3 separate regions of the Homo sapiens genome follow, and all the other regions are linked to region 3. A link is a contact called in ENCODE Hi-C or POLR2A ChIA-PET data. All regions are on one chromosome and are shown on one strand. Each heading gives the region's core, a stretch centred on a gene start or an enhancer-like site at or near the end of the contact. The rest is flanking DNA. Distances are from core to core; before and after follow the strand shown.

Evidence for each region. Hi-C counts contacts between places; a loop is a spot of excess contacts on that map. ChIA-PET counts read pairs that join two places held with the same protein, here RNA polymerase II (POLR2A). Pooled maps may share reads with other maps.
Region 1: a pooled map shows a loop between it and region 3 (8-fold over the local background). The contact joins the promoter of EIF3J here to the promoter of FRMD5 in region 3. A Hi-C loop is called at or near these places in 7 of 50 pooled maps. POLR2A ChIA-PET finds 5 or more read pairs at or near these places in 12 of 52 experiments (A673, H1, OCI-LY7 and 7 more).
Region 2: a pooled map shows a loop between it and region 3 (5-fold over the local background). The contact joins the promoter of PDIA3 here to the promoter of FRMD5 in region 3. A Hi-C loop is called at or near these places in 2 of 50 pooled maps. POLR2A ChIA-PET finds 5 or more read pairs at or near these places in 2 of 52 experiments (activated CD8-positive, alpha-beta memory T cell and naive thymus-derived CD4-positive, alpha-beta T cell).

What each region holds. Positions count from the first base shown.
Region 1 is chr15:44,535,737-44,538,436 of GRCh38, reverse strand. EIF3J (eukaryotic translation initiation factor 3 subunit J) reads right to left here and starts at 1,290. Exons shown (of 8, transcript NM_003758.4): 1 at 1,200-1,290; 2 at 1,010-1,113. The coding sequence starts at 1,242. It overlaps EIF3J-DT (EIF3J divergent transcript), which reads left to right and starts at 1,514. Exons shown (of 2, transcript NR_034170.1): 1 at 1,514-2,394. RefSeq lists silencers at 788-837, 858-1,167, 1,358-1,527 and enhancers at 1,698-2,147, 1,835-2,622.
Region 2 is chr15:43,745,028-43,747,727 of GRCh38, reverse strand. PDIA3 (protein disulfide isomerase family A member 3) reads right to left here and starts at 1,290. Exons shown (of 13, transcript NM_005313.5): 1 at 1,022-1,290. The coding sequence starts at 1,188. It also overlaps the pseudogene CATSPER2P1. RefSeq lists enhancers at 665-714, 725-774 and a silencer at 1,275-1,574.
Region 3 is chr15:44,193,863-44,196,562 of GRCh38, reverse strand. FRMD5 (FERM domain containing 5) reads left to right here and starts at 1,292. Exons shown (of 14, transcript NM_032892.5): 1 at 1,292-1,610. The coding sequence starts at 1,509. RefSeq lists enhancers at 792-891, 407-906, 907-1,408 and silencers at 1,742-1,791, 1,902-1,961.

The sequences.
Region 1 (2,700 bases), core at 41-2,540, 340 kb before region 3:
TTAGGCAAAACCACAAAAAAAAATCATTTTCCATTTCACACAAAACTTTATCTGCACAAATATAACAAGATTTTGAGAACTTTGTTAATAAGAGTCTTAACATTTTGGATTTGAGACTTCTGTAACTACTGTAAAAAAAAAAAAAAACCATGTAGAAGTAAATGTCACTTACAGCTGTATAATGAACCCTTCGGAGTTTTCAAAATCAAACGACTGAGGTAAAAATGATTATCTACAAGGCACAGACAAAACAACAACAACAACAAAAAACCACGGGCCCGTCATCTACAACCACCACCAAATCTTCAATATTTCCTTAGGTGTCGTATGTGTGTAGTTGAGTAACTGTCGTCTCTCCATTTCTCAGGTCACGGTGTGAACTACCTGGGTTTCTGTCCACTAACTGCGGGCTATCTCAGTGGTCAGTTCATTCTTTTTACCACAGGGTGGGGGAAGGGAGAGCCAAAAGTTATTTCCCTTTACTGTTTCTAGCTGTCTCGTGTGGGAAAAAAAGGTTGAAATTCAACTACAATATTTCACTCATCTAATCCCTCGAACAAACTGTATAAGTAGACCTCAGGGTCATAAATGAGTTACTGGCCCTGGGCTGACTTGAGCTCGAAAAGACAGGCGAGTCTCAAGGCTTTCCATATGGATAAGCTACAAGGCTCAATTCCCAACTTCCCGGTCTCATTCCTGCGAGAGGCTCCGGACCGCGAAGCTTGCACGTGGGCCGACCCGGCCGATGCTGTCACCTTTCGTCGCCAGCCGGCGGGTGGGATCCACGCCGGAGAGCAGACTCTCAACCGGCGAGGGAGTCCGGGAGGCCACGCTGCCAGTCTTCGGCCCACACATGGCCGGCAAGCGGAGGGGAAGAGAGCACCGCCAGGCCCTATGCTCGCGCCTGGACCCACGGCCCGCAGGCCCCGGCAGCGACCCGGGGCCCAGAGTCGGCCGGCAACAGCGCCAGCCCGCTTCCGCGCTGCCCGGCGCCCTAGCCCGCACCCACCTTGACGTCCTCGTCCTCGTCCTCGCCTTCCCAGCGGTCCCCGCCGGCAGTGCCGCCGCCCCCCACCTTCCGCACTGGGTCTTCCACGGAGAAAGCGTCGGCGTCTACGGAAGAAAGCGAGCCGTGTTAGTGCCTGCCACTGCGTGGGGCCGGCGCCGGCCCGGGCCCTGCCCCAGCAACTTCTCCTCACCCCAGGAGTCCGAGTCCCCCGCCGCCGCCGCCGCCGCCGCCATCTCGAGCCGGGTGTGAGCGTGTGTGAGAGGGAGAGCTAGCGAGGAGTTAGCACGGCGGAGGTGAGTCACTGGGTTTGCTCTCGTTGACCGGCGCGGAGCAGGATGGGACCGTGGCTGACTGTGCGCCGAGCCGAGGCCACGCCCCCTCAGGCGGCGGCGGCGACGCGCGCGGGTAAGAAGTGGGCGGGGAACGCGGTCGGTGGCGCTGCGGGGCTGAGGGAGAGGCGGAGGGGGGGGCGGAGGGGGGCGGAGGGAGGGGCGGAAAGAGCAGAGGGAGGGGCACAGGGGGCTGAGGAGTGCTGGGTCGGGCTTCCAGCTCCCTACAACGCAGACCAGTACTGGAGTTCGTGGTGCTGGAAGACCGCCGCCCGACTCTGGGCCCCGGGTAGGAAACGTAAGTGCCAGGAAGTTAGCAGAGTGGTTCTTTGGCTGGCGCCTGAACCTCGCCAGTCTTCGTCGCCCCTCCCCTGCCAACGCCTACCCCGCTTCGACCGGAGGGTGCGCTGTCCCTCTGGTCACTGTGATCACCGTCCATGGCCGCCTGCGGATACCCACGCCGTGCTCAGAAGAGGGCTCTGAGGCCACGCCCGCCTGTGGGGTCGGTGGCCGGGCTTCCGGGACCCCAGAGGGAGTCGTCGCGCGCTAGGTGGAGGGGACCCCTCTGGAATCCGGCGATCCCCGGGCGCAGATGCAGGAGCGGGTGGGGAGAGCCGCGTTCCTGGCATGTTTGCCTCGAGTTAGTCACGAAGGAATCGAAGAGAGCCTTAGTCTTCGAGGCTTTTCCCTTCCTGTGAGCCCCTTTGAGGCCAGCACATTGATTTTTTTTTCTTTCGCAGAACAATTTCGGACCTCCTGGGGTCTATGCTAGGTATGAGGTGTATCTTTGCCCTCCATCAAGTAGCAAAGATGGACATGTAAACAAATTTCGACACTGTGATGACTGCCACAAAAAGCAGCATTATGAGGTTGAATGTAAAAGGATAACCTTAGCGGCGGCGGGGGCCGGAGGATGAAGGAAGGCTTCCTGAGGTAGGCGCTGGTTGAAACTGAAGTTGGAGAGAGCAAGTGGCATTTGCTGAAGTGCATTTCCGGTAGAAAACTCCAGTGGTCCCTCACCTGACTGAGTGGCGCAGTCAGAGATAAATGGAACAGGTACACTGACCAGAAAGGGCAAGATGGGCTAAACTTCGCCGTTGGGCCACTGGGCTCCCCCGCAGGATTTTAAAGAGCTAGCCAGTAGATGGATTTTGTTTTTGTTATTTTCGCAATTTATTTTCAAATATGTAATACGCGAACTTGGTACAACATTCATGTGATAAAAAGGTAGATACGTGGGCAGGACGCGGTGGCTCACGCCTGTAATCCCAGCATTTTGGGAGGCCGAGATGGGCGGATCATTTGCTGTCAGGAGTTCGAGACCAGCCTGGCCAACATGGTAAAACCCCACCTCTACTAAAA
Region 2 (2,700 bases), core at 41-2,540, 450 kb after region 3:
ATAGTATTAAACCAAGGGTCACTGTGCCAGGAGGGGAAAAATTAAGTACTGTAATTATATATATTGAATTATATATAGAGAGCTATCCCCAGGATAAAGGAATCACTGTTTACTCTGGTAATGATCTGGAGGTTTAAAAACACACACACACACAAATAAAAAAAAAAAACAAACACTCAAGTTGACTGGGCCAGAAATCTTATTTGCTCTTCCTTCTCCCCAACAGTTTTTTATTTCGAGTTAGTTCTATCTAAGGAATTTACACCCTTGATCACTTAAGTCACCCTAAAGTGGAGTATGTAATCAATATTGGTTATTTTCTCATTGGAGTCTTTTTTGACATTTTAAAGAAATGCTATTTAAAACAGACAATATGGACAGATTCTGATGGAATTATTCTTGTTCACGTACTCCTTTCGTTTGGACAGAGGTATCTGCCGGTACTGAGATGTAAGTGATCAGCTGAAGGGAGAAACTGTACACCATGTGACGGACAAATTACCTGCCTCAAGAAAGCACTTACGACCATTCTGCAGCCACTCAGTGACCTTGGCTAGAAACCAATGGCTGTGCGGCGTGAGGTAAGATGAAAGGAAATACCCTAGGGATCCAGGACTTCTGCATTTGGTGAAACGTCCGCTTCCACTACAAGGCTTTGGGATGCCTAGTCTGTAGACTGGAGGAGCATTAATACTGACTCACGCAGAAAAGATATAGCTACATATTGGACTGGGGGAAGGGGTGGCAAAACCCTCTGCAAATAGGAAGTGCCACAAGAGCACCGAGATAAGGATGAGGCCCTGCGTGAGCGCAGCCTTCGGGTTTTCCTTGGGCCGATCAGCACCGACTCCCCCGCTCTCGGCGAGGCGCCTCCAGCTCCCGGGAATGAGAAATGTGCCCGCCGCAGCAGGGGCCCACAGGAATGAAGGGCCCCGGCGCTGCGTAGGCCCAACAGTTCCCCGCGCTCTCGCCCCCGGCCCAGCCCCGCCTTTCTTCCCCCGCCTCGGCAGAATGGACTCACCAGGGGGCGAAGAACTCGACGAGCATGAGGCCCGCAGAGCCCGTGTCGGAGATGCGACTCTCGAAGTTGTCGTCCGTGAGTTCTAGCACGTCGGAGGCAGCGGCGAGGCGGGCCGCGGCAAGAAGCAGCGCCACACCCGGGAACAGCGCTAGGCGGCGGAGGCGCATGGCGGCGAGGTGGGGTGGGGACGGCCGGAAGGGTCGCGGCTCGGCTGGGACTGCGGAGGTCGGGCGCGCGACCACTAACCCGCTGCTTGCGCTCGCGCGTCTGGCCCAGGCGGACCTGCAGCCGGAGGTCCCAACCCCCAAACCCGGCTTGGGCCGCTGTGTGGCAGCCGCTGATTGGCTGCGCGTCGCCTTCGTCGGGCGGGCGGGACCAACTCGTTACCGCCGAGTGGCCGGAGCGCGGGGCGGGGCCGAGGCGGCGAGTGTCTGGGCGAGCGTGGCTGGGCCCGGTCCTGGGCTGGGGGCAGGGGCTAGGGCCGGGTCCCGGGGTGAGCCGAAACCTGGGGGTCGGGCGGGGCGGGAAATGGGGCGCAGTGAGGCTGGGAGCCGGCCCTGAGCTCGTCCTGCGTAGGGGTAGCCGGGCTCAGGGGGCGCCTGAGCTGGAGGTGGAAGCGTGAAGTCAGGACTGAGTGGGCGAAGAGAACCTGGGCTGAGGTGAGGCCCAGAAGCGAGAATGGAGGAGAGAAGGAGCTAGCCCCCGAAGGAGTGTTGGAGTGGACACACTTGGGACGGGACCCATTTTCAAAATGTCAGGCTTTGGCATTTTGTCCAATTTCTCTTCACTTGGTTTCTCTTGCGTGGGCAGGCCAAGCCCTCCCCCAACTCCACCTCATTGCCCGATTCTCTCAGGCCCAGGTGGGACCCAGGTTCTTCTTTGTCCAGCCCCGGGCCCCTGCCCTTGTGGCTGCTCCTTTTTTATTGAGTTTCTTGTTTTGTTTTGTTTTGTTTTGTCTGAGATGCCGTCTTGCTCTGTCCCCCACGCTGGAGTGCAGTGGCGCGATCTCCGCTCACTGCAAGCTCTGCCTCCCGGGTTCACGCCATTCTCCTGCCTCAGCTTCCCGAGTAGCTGGGCCTACAGGCGCCCGCCACCACGCCCGGCTAATTTTTTGTATTTTTAGTAGAGACCGGGTTTCACCGTGTTAGCCAGGATGGTCTCTATCTCCTGACCTCGTGATCCGCTCGCCTCGGCATTCCAAAGTGCTGGAATTACAGGCGTGAGCCACCACGCCCGGACTTTTTTTTTTTTTTTTTTTTTTTTTAATGAGCTTTTAATTGGTAGTGCCGTCACAAAGTGAAGATGCCTGGCCACTTGGTCGACTGCTCAATGTCTTTACCACTCTTAGCCCCTTTTGTTTCAAAAAACCCTGAGTCTTAGTAGAATGTTTGTTCTGCCCAACTGCTCCTAGTTCGTAGATGTGGGTACATTAAGGAATCTTAAGGGCAAAGAGGGTGGGGAGGAGGGGACAGAAAACCTGTAATCCTTGGTGCAGCTCCAAGAATGAAATGACACTTGATGCTTACATTTTCTTAGCAGACATGGCCGCTTACCAACAAGAAGGGCAGATGCAGCTTCCCCGAGCTGATGCCATTCGTTCACGTCTCATCGATACTTTCTCTCTCATCGAGCATTTGCAAGGCTTGAGCCAAGCTGTGCTGCGACACACTATCAGGAGT
Region 3 (2,700 bases), core at 43-2,542:
TGAAAGTAATAGGAAATTATGCCTATTTCATTATTTTAAATTAATATATTTATTACAGCATTAATGTTCTATGTTGACACGATTATTTTTTTTTTTTGAGACGGTGGCTTGCTCTTGTCCCCCAGGCTGGAGTGCAATGGCCGTGATCTTGGTTCACTGCAACCTCTGCCTCCTGGGTTCAAGCGATTCTCCTGCCTCAGCCTCCCGAGTAGCTGGGATTACAGGTGCGTGCTACCATGCACGGCTAATTTTTTTGTATTTTTAGTAGAGACGGGGATTCACCATGTTGGTCAGGCTGGTTTCGAACTCCTGACATCAGGTGATCCGCCCGCCTCGGCCTCCCAAAGTGCTGGGATTACAGGCTTGAGCCACTGCGCCCGGCCGACATAATTATTTTATAACATTTCCTCACATCAAAAATCTTTGAGGGAGAATATCTCTTATTGAAGTTCTGGTAAAAAACCTTGAAGTCTGTAAATTTGGGGTGACAAAGAGAAGGAGACAATTCTTTGTGATGTATACCTCCTGACATACTATGTTGTTCTATTGAGAAAGTCTGAAGACATAATTTCCAGTTCTAAAAGTGCAAGGAGAAGATTCATTGCTTCCTCTGCTCCCTACCAGCTGAAGGAGCAGTCTCCTTTTGTCTTCTGAAATAAAAAGGAGGCAAAGGGTGTTAGAGTGGAGGGTTTTTTAGGGGATTAAACCTGGGTACTTCAGAACCTCTGAGGTCCCTTTAGCTTTTATTTAAGTAGCTCCTGTTTCCCAAAATAAGAGGGCTGGAGCACAGAGGCCAGACGGGCCAACTTAGGGTACAGCACAGGTCGGGGGCAGTCGCCCTATCTGGAGCGAGAGGTATCCGCATTCTGCAGGTGCAGGGACTGTGATCCAGCACCCTGCCGCCTCCTCGCTCCGGCTCCCAAGAGGGCGGGAACCGCGGTGTTGCAGGGTGCGAGGCTTGGCTTCGGAAACGCAGATCAAGTGTATTTCAGGCGGCAGACATCAATCCAGTTGGGTGCTCACACCTGGCCCGGGGGAGGGGAAACAGCATCCATAGGAACCACGGGGCGGAGAGGAACCCCTCGTTTGGGACGCTAGAGGGCTGCTCCGGCTTGACTAGGTCCGACTGCTTTTCTGTGATTGCTTCTTTATCCCGCCCATCATCCCAGTACTCTATCTCGATTGGCTTTTCGGTCTGCCACTCGGTTCCGCCGCGCTGACCCCCATTGGCCCCCTCCAGTTGAGGCCCCGCCCCGCGAGCTGGGCACGGGCACTGGGGCGCCGAGGAGACAGAGCCCGGCGCTTGATCTGGGCTGGGGGGAGGCGGTGGCGGCTGAGGGAAGGAGGAGGATAAGGAGGAGGAACGAGGCCAGCAGGAGGCAACGGCAGCGACGGGGCCGGGGTGATGGTGCAGGTGCCTGGGGTCGGTGCGGAGCTGCCGGGCTGAGGGACGCCTGGTCCAGGGTCCGCAGCGCCGCCGCGTCGCTCCCGGGCGGGCGGGCGGGAAGATGCTGAGCAGGTTGATGAGCGGCAGCAGCAGGAGCCTGGAGCGCGAGTACAGCTGCACCGTGCGGCTGCTGGACGACAGCGAGTACACCTGCACCATCCAGGTCAGCGCCGCGCCGCCCCGCCCCGCCCGCGGGACCCCCTTGTCCCCCAAGTCTGGTCAACTTGGCCGGCGGCGGCCGCCGCCCAGGGGTCGCCCCAGCCCCAGCGCCGTGCTTTGTCCGTTCCTGGTTGCGGCGGACCGCCCTAGTGCAGGGCGTCTTCACCGGAGCCCCTGCCGGAGCCCTGGCACCCGGTGTGTCACCGCCGCCGCGGGGCGAGTCTCCGCGTCCCACACCCCTAAGTCCTACCCTGCTCTCCCTGGGTGAGGGCGCCCCGTCCTGGTTCCTCGAGCCCGCCCGAGTAAGGTGCACCTTTCCGGGGCGCCCGGAGGGAGGCGGGTAGGGCGGTAGGCTCCTAGCCCGGCCGCCCCGTCGGGGGCGCAGGCTTTGGCTCTCTGCCCGGGCAAGGACGTATGGCTGGCTTTTCTTATCTTTCTTGGGTTGGAAGGATAATGGTTTATGTCATAATTCCTCCCCCCACCATTTGTGAGTCAGAGCTTTCAGAAGGTAGAACTGAACGCGCAGCCCATGCGGAGTGGCCTATTGAAGGAAGCCCAGTCCTCTGGGTTTTAGAGATTTAGGCCCCCTCCCGCCTTTTGATCCCCAAATTTTATTGTGTTGGGCGGTTCTAGGGGACGTGAGGTAAAGATTTAGCAACAAGTCCCAGCGATTTGGGGCTTGGAAGTGGCCAGGAAGAATCGGCGACTTAGGAAAAACGCCAACAATACGGTAATGCTCAACAGCATTTCTTTCAGAACCTGGTATTTTTGAAGGGATTTTTACAACCTCTTGCTCATGTTCCTTCGCTACTGCTGTGTGCACGTCAGGAGTAGTAGTCTTTCCCGGGAATGCAGTCACAGCCCTCTCTCCTCCCTTATGAAAAAGTCAGAGATTGAAAACATTGACAATGCTCCCGTGTTTAGTTCATCAGCCAGGAGGATCCTGCGCTCATCGCCGGAAGCTGCTCTTTGTGGAGAAGCTAATTGAGCTGGACCCAGAGGGGTCTCACCTGATCCTTTGCCTTTGCAGCAGGAAAACAGGAGGAGGCTTCTGGCTCAGATGTGACAGACAAAAACTGTCGGCCTGGGTCCTA